2 separate regions of the Homo sapiens genome follow, and region 2 is linked to region 1. A link is a loop called in an ENCODE intact Hi-C map of the cell type or tissue named here. Cell type or tissue: Calu3. All regions are shown on one strand.

Region 1 (5,000 bases):
CTTAGGAGAAAACTAATATTTTTGACACCTGAGACCACCACTTCAGCTGTTGGTATGAGTTTGCCATTGGTGGGTCTATTTTGTGTAACAGCAGCAGCTAACATTTCTGACCACTTCCCTGCGCCAGGTATTGTGAGAGCTTCTCCTCATGGACTGCCCCCAGCCTGGCCTAGGACGACTGCTCCTGTCTCTATCAGAGGAGAACGGCCCAGGGCACCAGCATGCAAGCCTGACTCTGCGTTCATATTCACTCGGACAGAGCGATTTGCATTTGTTTATAAAATAGGGGTGCATTTTCCTTGAGACTAAGAGATGCCTTAAAGGGTTTCTTTTGATTCCTAATGACACGGGCTGAATTGTGTCCCCAAAAATTCATGTGTTGAAGCCCTAACCCCCAGGACCTCAGATGTGACCATATTTGGAGATAGGCTTTTTAGAGAGGTAATTAAAAGAAAATGGGGTCACATGGCTGGGCTCTAATCCAATCTGACATGTTTCTGATAATATGAAATTTGCCTATAATCCCAGCACTTTGGGAGGCAGAGGAGGGTCGATCACTTGAGCCCCGGAGTTCGAGACCAGCCTGGGCAACATACCGAAACCCTGTATCTATAAAAATACAAAAATTAGCCAGGCATGGTGGCGTGCCTGGTAGTCCCAGCTACTCGAGAGGCTGAGGTGGGAGGATGACTTGAGCCTGGGAGGCGGAGGTTGCAGTGAGCCGCAATTACAACACTGCACTCCAGCCTGGGCGACAGAGTGAGACCCAGTCTCAAAAAAATAAATAAATAAAAAGAAGGGGAAATGTGGCCCCCAGACATGTGGGTGCACAGAGGGAAGACCATGTGAGGACACAGGGAGAAGGTGGCCATCTGCAAGCCCAGGAGAGAGGCCCCAGGAGAACCAACCCTGTGGACACTTTGATTTTGGACTTGCAGCCTTCGGGACTGTGAGAAAAGAAATTCTTCTTCGATCCACCCAGTCAGTGGTATTTTGTTAGGGAACCCCTGGCAAACTAATGGATTCAGGGCCTGCTATGTTATCCCATTTAAGTTGTAAAAATAATCCCATTTTTGTGTTTTATCATCTTCAGGTGGGGAAACAGATGTGCAGAGAGGTTCACTAACTTGCCCCAAATCAGCAGCTAGGTAGGGCACGGTTAGGAGTGAGCCCACGCCTGCGCTTTTTAGGGTGCCATGGGCCTAGAAAGGTAGGGGCAGCGAGCACCTTCCCTCTTAAGTAAGTCGTAGAAGAAACCCATCTACCGACCAGTATGAAAGGACATTAGAAAGGGCAAATAAAAGAAGGTAGGTTCTTGTTGACTCTGAAAAAGTTTATAACATGATAGGTTTTTACAGAGAAATATATAATAAAATAATTAAGTAGAAATGCTAACCTCTCTTCTTAACATTTGATGCTCTCTTCATTGACCCTGATTTCTCATTTTGACTTTGCCTTGACACTACTTTTACTTATTCTTTTGAGCCAACCCACATCCTTTGGTGGGACAGTAATATTGAAAGATAAATACATTTATTCATGTTTCTGTAGCACTAATGGATGGGTTCAAATATACAGATATATGCGTCTCTTAATTCAGCATCTAAAATGGGTACTTTATTTCCTTCAGGCTATATTTTCATGAGCAATGATTTTAGACATTGTTTTAGGCCAGGTTTACAAACCTTGGCCAGAGGAGAGAGAAGGGGAGAAACCAATTTTGGCTGGCAAAGCTAAATCAGCCATCCCAGGAAACCCAGGCTCCCTGAGAGCAGGCATTGTACCTTACTTACACTTCTCCTATGTACCCCATCATTCCTGTCCCTGATTTCCTCCTGTCCCCCTATCTGCCCCCACACACATTTTGTTTGTCATGTCCCACCCATTCTCATTGGAAATGTAACATGAAAAGCCTGGTGGAAGGCACAATTCCCTGTTCTGATGCTTGACAAGCAGGCGTGACTGCAGCTTCCCCGGCTAAATTCTACCCTCTGCTTGAAGCGTTGGAACGCAGGTGTTCATTCTCTGAACATTCTAATGAAATGAGTCACCATGAATCACCTGAATCACCATGACAACTCATTATGGCTTTTCTCTGGGGGGGGATGGGGGAGCTTAGTTCATGTCCTAAGAGAAAATTCACCTTCTTAAGTCAACAAAATGATGTTTTAAAAGCCTGAAGGAGCAAATCGTCAGTAGCACATCTAGAACCACACCACCCCGATGCCACCAGGGTGGCCTGGTGGCCTCAAGCATGATGTCAGGTGGAGCTCTCTGCACTTTGCTGGCAGCAGATCTTCGCGGAGAGAAGCACGGGGAGGGTGACATGTGGTACAGAGCAGGAACGATGGCTCTGTGCGATAGCAGCAGACAAAGGTTGCCATGGCAAGCCTGCTCAGGAGGTAGGAGGGGATGCTGGTAAGGTCTGACGCTTCTGGCTGCTGATGCCGTGAGCAGAAATGTCCTTTCATCTTCAGTTTTTTTCGAAGCAAAAAATTGTCTTTTCTTCCACAAGAACTTTAAAACCCAATTAAGAGACCATTTTCCCAGACCACATTTGTCCAGCCTCACAACAACAGTTTGCCATTTGACTCAGACACGCATCACTGCGCTGACGCCCACAGCTGTGATTACAGCTCTGAGGGGATCAATAATGCAGGCTGGCTCACAGGCTGTCACCAGGCTCCTGTGCTCTTTGGGGCCTCACCAATTACAGACAATCAGCCTTGTCTGCTGAGAAGGGTGAGCTTCCGGTGGCAAACACAGATCCCATTTCTTCCTTTCATCCAGAAAAAAACTGAGTGGATTGGGCTCACAGGAAGATTGTGTTAAAGCGGGGGCTGAGAGATGCCAGGAATATTCCTACCCAAATGCTAAAGACTTGTATGGTCTCTCAAAAATGAGGTTGTCTTTAATGAAACGAAAATGCAGCCCATAGTAGCATGCACATCTCTGGACACCAACCCAAGCCTATGGTCAGGGATGAGCTGGTGTAACAGTCATAACTCTGGTTGTCTTTCCTACTAGCCTTGGCTTTAATTCACTTTTGCTGCTATGCATGTTCTACTAACTTTCTGGGACTCAATATCCTCATCCATGAAAAAGATTGTCCATAATCCAATCAATCTTCATAAATACTTTGAGGATGAAGACAATAACACAAAGCACAAGACATAGGCTAAAACATAGCCAAGCTCATAATTGCTATTCAATGAAAAGTAGCTCTTATTATAATAGACACAGCTTATATTATGAGGGATTGATAAGATTTTTTTGAGGAGTATATAATTAGAGGAATCATCTGCTGAAAAAATTGAATATGAAATTGTTTTTGTTATAAGATGCAATGACCTAGAAATGCTTCAATTTTTGTTTTGTTCCATTTGGATTTAGTGGGGAGCATGAATGTTAAACATGAATACAGCCAGGAGAGTCCTAGGAGGAAGGTGATCATCTTGGAAGATTGTTGCACTTCATCCTAAAGGGTGTCCTCCAAAATTTTTTTTATAAGAATGGAAAATTTGATGCAACACAAATATCTTAGGTATTATTTATATATTTATATAGATTGTGATGCATCATAGAAAATCATGGAGTAATACTTTTTTCAAACAATATTTAAATAGTGGGAAATGCTCACAATAAAATGATAAGGAAAGCACCATGCAGAAAATCCATATGCGTAGTATCATTTCAATTTTGTCTGTATACATATATTCACATGTAGATACTGAAATAACACAGGGAATATGACAAGAAAGCTCCTGTGTCTTTTCATTTTTACCATGAATGTCCAGTATCTAGGTGGAAAGGGGACTTTTTTTTTTTTTTTTGAGACAGGGTCTCACTCTGTCACCCCGACTGGAGTGCAGTGGCATGATCTCAGCTCACCTCAACATCCACCTCCTGGGTTCAAATGATTCTCCTGCCTCAACCTCCTGAGTAGCTGGGATTACAGGCACATGCCACCATGTCCAGCTAAGTTTTGTATTTTTAGTAGAGATGGGATTTCACCATGTTGGCCAGGCTGGTCTTAAACTCCTACCTCAAATGATCCACCCGCCTTGGCCTCCCAAAGTGTTGGGATTACAGGCGTGAGCCACCACACCAGGTCCATAATCACATAATCATGTGGAGAAAACCATGAAAAGCTTCCTAAAATATAGAAGATAACAAAAAAGGGAAATATCGAAAGGAAGAGAGAAATCATGGAAGAGGTACCCAATCTGTGGAAAATTGAAGTCCCTGAAAAAGAGTGACGTGGCCCACAATAACTAACATACAGTAGAAGAAAAATCTCCACACTGCACAGAGCTGAGTCTTGAATCAGCAGGGCTCACCAAATGCTAGGGAGGGTCAAAATGAGGGGAACAGTCTGGGTGCAGTGGCTCACTGCTGGATCTGTCCTGCAGACCCTGGCCGATGGAGGAAATGAGTGCTCAGACACAGGTATGCAGTGTAAGAGCAGCTAAGTGACTGCCTGGCTCTAGTGGCCAGAGAGCAGCCCTGAGAAGCTGGAGCAGCTTGCTTTTATTGAGTGCAAGCACAATGCTGAAAACCTGGAGCAAACACAACCTGTAGATAATTAACATTTATTGTTCCCCTTTCAGGGAATGTCACGTGCAAGGATGTTCCGAGGTCAGTTCCTGGACAACTTCTAACAAACAAGCTTGACCAAGATAAATTCCCCTACACTCCCTTGTACCTACTCCTTATCCTCTGCCTCAGGGTTATAGAACAGCTGCCTTCAGCTATTCTGCCATGGAGCTTTGCAGAGCCTTCTGACCTTTCAGAAGGCCTGCTCCTTTTCCCTATAGTTTCTCCCACCACTCTGACCGATCTCCTACAGCTCACACCTGTAATCCTAGCACTTTGGGAGGCCGAGGTGGGTGGATCACCTGAGGTCAGGAGTTTGAGACCAGCCTGGGCAAAATGGCAAAACCCTGTCTCTACTACAAATACAAAAATTATCCAGGCATGGTGATGGGTGCCTTGTAATC
Region 2 (5,000 bases), 820 kb after region 1:
AGTACAGTTCACGAAGCAACATTTCACAGCCTATTGGATGGTGCTGTGTCATTGGATGAGATGTTTTTCCAAGCAGCAGCATGTGGGAAAACTTACTTTGGATTTTATTCCACCTATACTGTGTGTTCAATAAACATTTTCTGTAACAAACAGAAACTGGCAGCTTGCGAGGATTTGCTATCCAAGTTTCCACACTTTTTCTGCTAGGCAAGTTTCACTAAGTTGGAGAAGCGTGACAATGGCAGCCTTTATCCATTACTTAGAGTAGTTTCAATTTCCTGTTGTTCCTTTTGGCAAAAATCCAGGATTTCCTAATTGAATTAAAACTTAGTATATAAAGTTTTGTAAATGTATCAGATTTATAAAATTTGAAATAAGTTGTATTTGAGGCACACATATAAGCCTCAACTTTACCACAAAGGATATAGTCACTAAACAATAAATAAATATACAGAGAGAGAGCCACAAAAGTACTGTTTTGCTGTTGTTTCTACTGTTGTTTAAATTCAAGTCTTTTTTTTTTTTTAGAGAGAGTCTCAATCTGTTGCCCAGGCTGGTACGATATCAGCTCACTGCAACCTCTGCTTCCCGGGTTCAAGCGATTCTCCTGCCTCAGCCTCCCTAACAGCTGAGATTACAGGCACACACCACTATGCCCAGCTAATTTTTGTATTTTTAGTAGAGATGGGGCTTCACCATGTTAGCCAGGCTGGTCTCAAACTCCTGACCTCAGGTAATCTGCCGCCTCGGCCTCCCAAAGTTCTGGGATTACAGGTGTGAGCCACCGCACCTGGCCTAAACTTAAGTCTTAATATCAAAGTTTTGCTCCTCTGAGATATTTCTTTAGGACAGCTCTGGTGTATTAATCCTGTTTATTGATTACCAACACATTTAATGAGTGCCTAGTATGTTCCAGGAGCTCTTCTAGGTACCAGGAACAGAACCTCATGGAGATAAATCATGGAATTTTCCCACTACATCAGAAACCCTTGCTGGCAGAAGCTGTTTCTGATCTAGCACAGTTATAGAATAAAAAAAAGTAAAACCAACTTTTTTCATCTAATAAAATTTTTGTTTTACTCTACAACTTCCATTTACCATGTAGTTAAACTCTTTTTTCTTTTAATTTTTATTATTATGTTATACATATTGTCAAGTTTACAGTTCTTGTAAATACACAGCTGCTTGAGTTTTTAGAAATGTGTATACCTGCATTACCACACTGTAGGGCAAGATACTGAACACAGAACATTTTCAGCACTCTGGAAGGTCCCTTGGTGCCCCATCACCATATACAGCAGAGGAAACGCTTTATTCTTTTGTGCGTGGCTTTTTTTTTTTTTTTTAAGATAGAGTTCTGCTCTTGTTGCCCAAGCCAGAGTGCAATGGCGTGATCTCCGCTCACTGCAACCTCCGCCTCCCGGGTTCAAGCGATTCTCCTGCCTTAGCCTCCCGAGTAGCTGGGATTACAGGCACATGCCACCACGCTCAGCCAATTTTTCGCATTTTTAGTAGAAACGGGGTTTCACCACGTTAGCCAGGCTGGTCTTGAACTCCTGACCTCAGATGATCCGCCCGCCTTGGTCTCCTAAAGTGCTGGGATTACAGGCATAAGCCACCGTGCCCAGCCTATTTTTGCTGTGAGTTCCTCCATGTACTTGTATTGCAGGTAGTGGCTGTTTGTTTGGAATACTGCTCTGCAGTATTCCACTGCATGAATGCTTTACAATTTATCTAGTATTCACGATTCACATTTGGGTTGATTCTAGTTTTGGCCATTATGAATAAAGCTGCTATGCCCATTCTATTATGTATGTTTGGTGAATGTGAACATTTGTTGTTGTTAGTGTTACATCTTGGAATACAATGGCTGAATCATAGAGCAGGTATATGCTTAGCGTTAGAAGCTGGTGACAGTTTTCCAAAGAGGATGTGCCAATTTACATTCCTACCAGCGGAGTATAAGAGATCAATTTGATCAACATTCTTGTCAACACTTGGTATTGTCAGTCCTTTACATTTTAGCCATTCTGATGTGTTTATATGGGAATTGCACTTCCCTGATGACTCATGTTCATCACAACCAATATTTTGGTTTCTACATCTGGATTGTGTGAATTTAGTTAATGTGAATCATTGTCTGTCACAGAAAGAGCTGAATTTCTACTTGAAAAGCTAAGACCCTGAGATGATATGATGGCAGAGTAAACTTGAGAAGCCACACACAAATGTCCATGCACCTCCACTCCAGGCATAATTCTTCATTTTTACCAGAGCTGTGTTCAGTCAACTGGGTATCTGTCTTCTTAGTTCCTTCCTTTTGTTATTCAACTGTTTCAACTTGTGGTCTAGATGAAACGGCAAAGTTTCCCTTATCCCCCTCGCAGAACTTGCATTGGGGGGTGTGGCTCGCTTCTTCTGCGCCCCATTGCTCAAACCTCTAGGGGGAGCATGCAGACAGGCAGGTAGTGGGGAGCATCAACCCCATGGCAGCTTGTAGGGTTGAAGGTTTACAGCTCCTGAGGCCCCAGTGGGTGTGTGTTACAGGGCGCTATTTCAGTTTAGCCATCCATAGGGGACTTGTGTTAATCAGCTCAATTAGAGCCTCTGCCTTATTGAAAGGACAGAGGGCTTTCTGTATCCCAGGTTCTTGCCTTAGTGTACTGGAAAAATCGGATCACATGTGGGCTTGGAGAATGAGTGCAAGATTTTTTATTGAGTGGTGGTAGCTCTCAGTGAGGTGGATGCAGAGGCCAGAAAGGGGATGGAATGGGAAGGTGGTAGTTTTCCCCTAGAGTCAGGCTGCCCAGTGGCTGGGCTCTGCTCCGACCACGCCAGCCAAACTCCGTGTCATCCCGGCAGTCGATAACCTGCCGGCATCTGCTGGTGCCTCTCGGTGTGCTGTTTCGCCAGTGTGTTCCTCTCGATGTCCAGCTGCTTGTGTCTCTTCCCACTAGGGTCTCAGGGTTTTTATAGGCATAGGATTGGGGGCGTGGTGAGCCAAGATGGTCTTGGAAAATGCAACATTTGGGCATGAAAACAGAAATACCTGTCCTCACCTATGTCCATGGGCACAGGCCCGGGGGTGGAGCCCTAGCCAGGGACCTGCCTTTCTCTACCCAGCACTTTCCTGCCCCACTCTCATATCATAGATACTGATTTATTCTTCTGTGGATCTTTCCCTCCTCAGAGCCCTATCATGTAGGCCCCTATATTCTACCAAAACTTCATATGTGAAACAAAAACTTGAATGAGATAAGGCCCAGTGGCCTTCTGTTTAAATTCTCAAGCTCCTTCATCTCTCTTTGGCATTGGCCATTGTCAATGGTCCACTCATTGAAACAGGCTCCTCCACCTCCTTCTATGAAGCTAGGTTTTCCTGTTCTTCCCACTCTCTGACCACTCCTTTATTTTCTTTATTTAATTCACATAGTAGTTCTTTAGCATGAAGCTCCCAGATCTCAGTCCTTGGATCATGCCTGTTCCCACTAGTGGCTGGATTCTATTTAGCTGCTTTGTTTCTATTCTTAGGACCAGCCTGACCCCACACATTTAGAGGTGTAGCTCCAACCTAAACCTCTCCCCTCTGTGGGCTCCTCACCCCACCCTGATGTATCCACTTTGACTCTCTCAGCCTCTGCCTTGACCCCTTCTTCTGTTTCCCTCCCACCCCTTGGATGCGGCTCATTGTGTGCTCTTCCCATCAGTGACCTTAGCCCCCTAGAGAATGATTCAGAGATTTATGTCCCCTCCCCATCTCTAGATGGCTGAGGCAACCCTTCTGGTCCAGCCCAGCTTTGCATCCCCTGCTCTGGCTTTGTCTCCATAGATGGCTGTCCATCAGTGCAGCAATGGCAAAGTAAACAGGATGGGCACTTACAGGACTGTGGTGTGGGCTGGGCAATGCTCCATGAAACAAAAGTTCCTCTCACACCTTTTCTCATTACGTAAGCATAGGTGCTGCATCCGGGCACATAGAGCCATGTGCTGGATGAAATGCATCATGCCTCGGTCCTCTTCCTTGTTCATGAAGGTAACTTTCCTCCGGGTTACTGAGAGAGGGCATGAGAGAGGGCATGGGTGTCCTGTGAGGCTCAGAGACTGCATTTGCCCTTTCCCTCCATTTCAAAAGTGTCCAAAGGTATTGGCGGTTTTGTGACCCCTGTAAGGTATTGGTGGTTTTGTAACCCCCCATGGGACGTGTAGTTCTTAACAAAGACTGGTGAGCAGGGCTGAGCAGGCTGCTATTCGCAGCTGGAGGGCAGTGTCTCAGGGCTGAGTGGCCAGGCTGGACATTCTCTCTACTCAGGATGCTGCTCCCACCTGGGGCTTGCATAAATCAACCTCATCTCTTCCCGCCCCCAGGCATACTAAATCACACTGTGATGGCGAGTCTTCTCCCTTTTGCCGCCTGTGCTAACTCAGGTGGAACCTGCCCCTTAATGTGCCACACTGGGTTACTCATTCCCTGGGCATGGTGACCTCTGGGTTGGAAACTTTCTTTGGAAATGTGCTGCCCTTCGTACGCTCTGCTTGTTTTCTTTAGCAAATTGTAACTAGGTGAAGAGAGCACCAAAGGGAGCCAGGGTCCCTTAGGAACGCCATGACCTTACCACGCCTTTTCCCAAGGACAAAAGAGCTACGCTTAGCCAAGTTCCCTTAGTGTTGACTGATATGCATGTTATGTCATGCGGAAGTGAGAGGGAACAGTTTGCCTGCCATTTGGGCAAATATAGTAAGTAAAGAGTGGGTCCAACTTGAGTAAAGAATGACCTGCTCACTCATTTTGAATGTGCCAGCTTTCGGCCTCCCTAATTGCAGTGGCCTGACATAAACCTTGCTGTTGTGGAGATGCCAACATCATCAAAGTCAGCCTCTAAACAGCTAATGCCATTCTGGGCTGGAACACTCGACTCTTTACCCTGGTTTTCTTCATCATTTTATCAGACTTGCTTTAATTCCCTCTTTTTAAATTAATTAATTAATTAATTATTTTTCTG

Evidence for each region. Hi-C counts contacts between places; a loop is a spot of excess contacts. Peaks named below come from ENCODE experiments on the same cell type or tissue, not always from the same donor. Only the 100,000 strongest peaks of a DNase experiment are listed, where the experiment ranks them.
Region 2: it touches region 1 in a loop (3-fold over the local background); 2 of 110 quality-filtered maps call a loop at or near these places.

The regions. Positions count from the first base shown.
Region 1 is chr7:50,529,481-50,534,480 of GRCh38, forward strand. All of the region lies in intron 4 of DDC (dopa decarboxylase), which reads right to left. It overlaps DDC-AS1 (DDC antisense RNA 1), which reads left to right and starts at 2,279. Exons shown (of 5, transcript NR_033845.1): 1 at 2,279-2,402. RefSeq lists enhancers at 1,182-1,351, 1,200-1,369, 1,729-2,928. In Calu3, no CTCF peak of the experiment used is centred here; DNase peaks (open chromatin) are centred at 2,091, 2,651 and 4,541.
Region 2 is chr7:51,352,680-51,357,679 of GRCh38, forward strand. No RefSeq gene overlaps it. Among named protein-coding and RNA genes, the nearest start is that of COBL, 38 kb to the left of the region's middle. In Calu3, a CTCF peak has its summit at 2,443; a DNase peak (open chromatin) is centred at 4,332.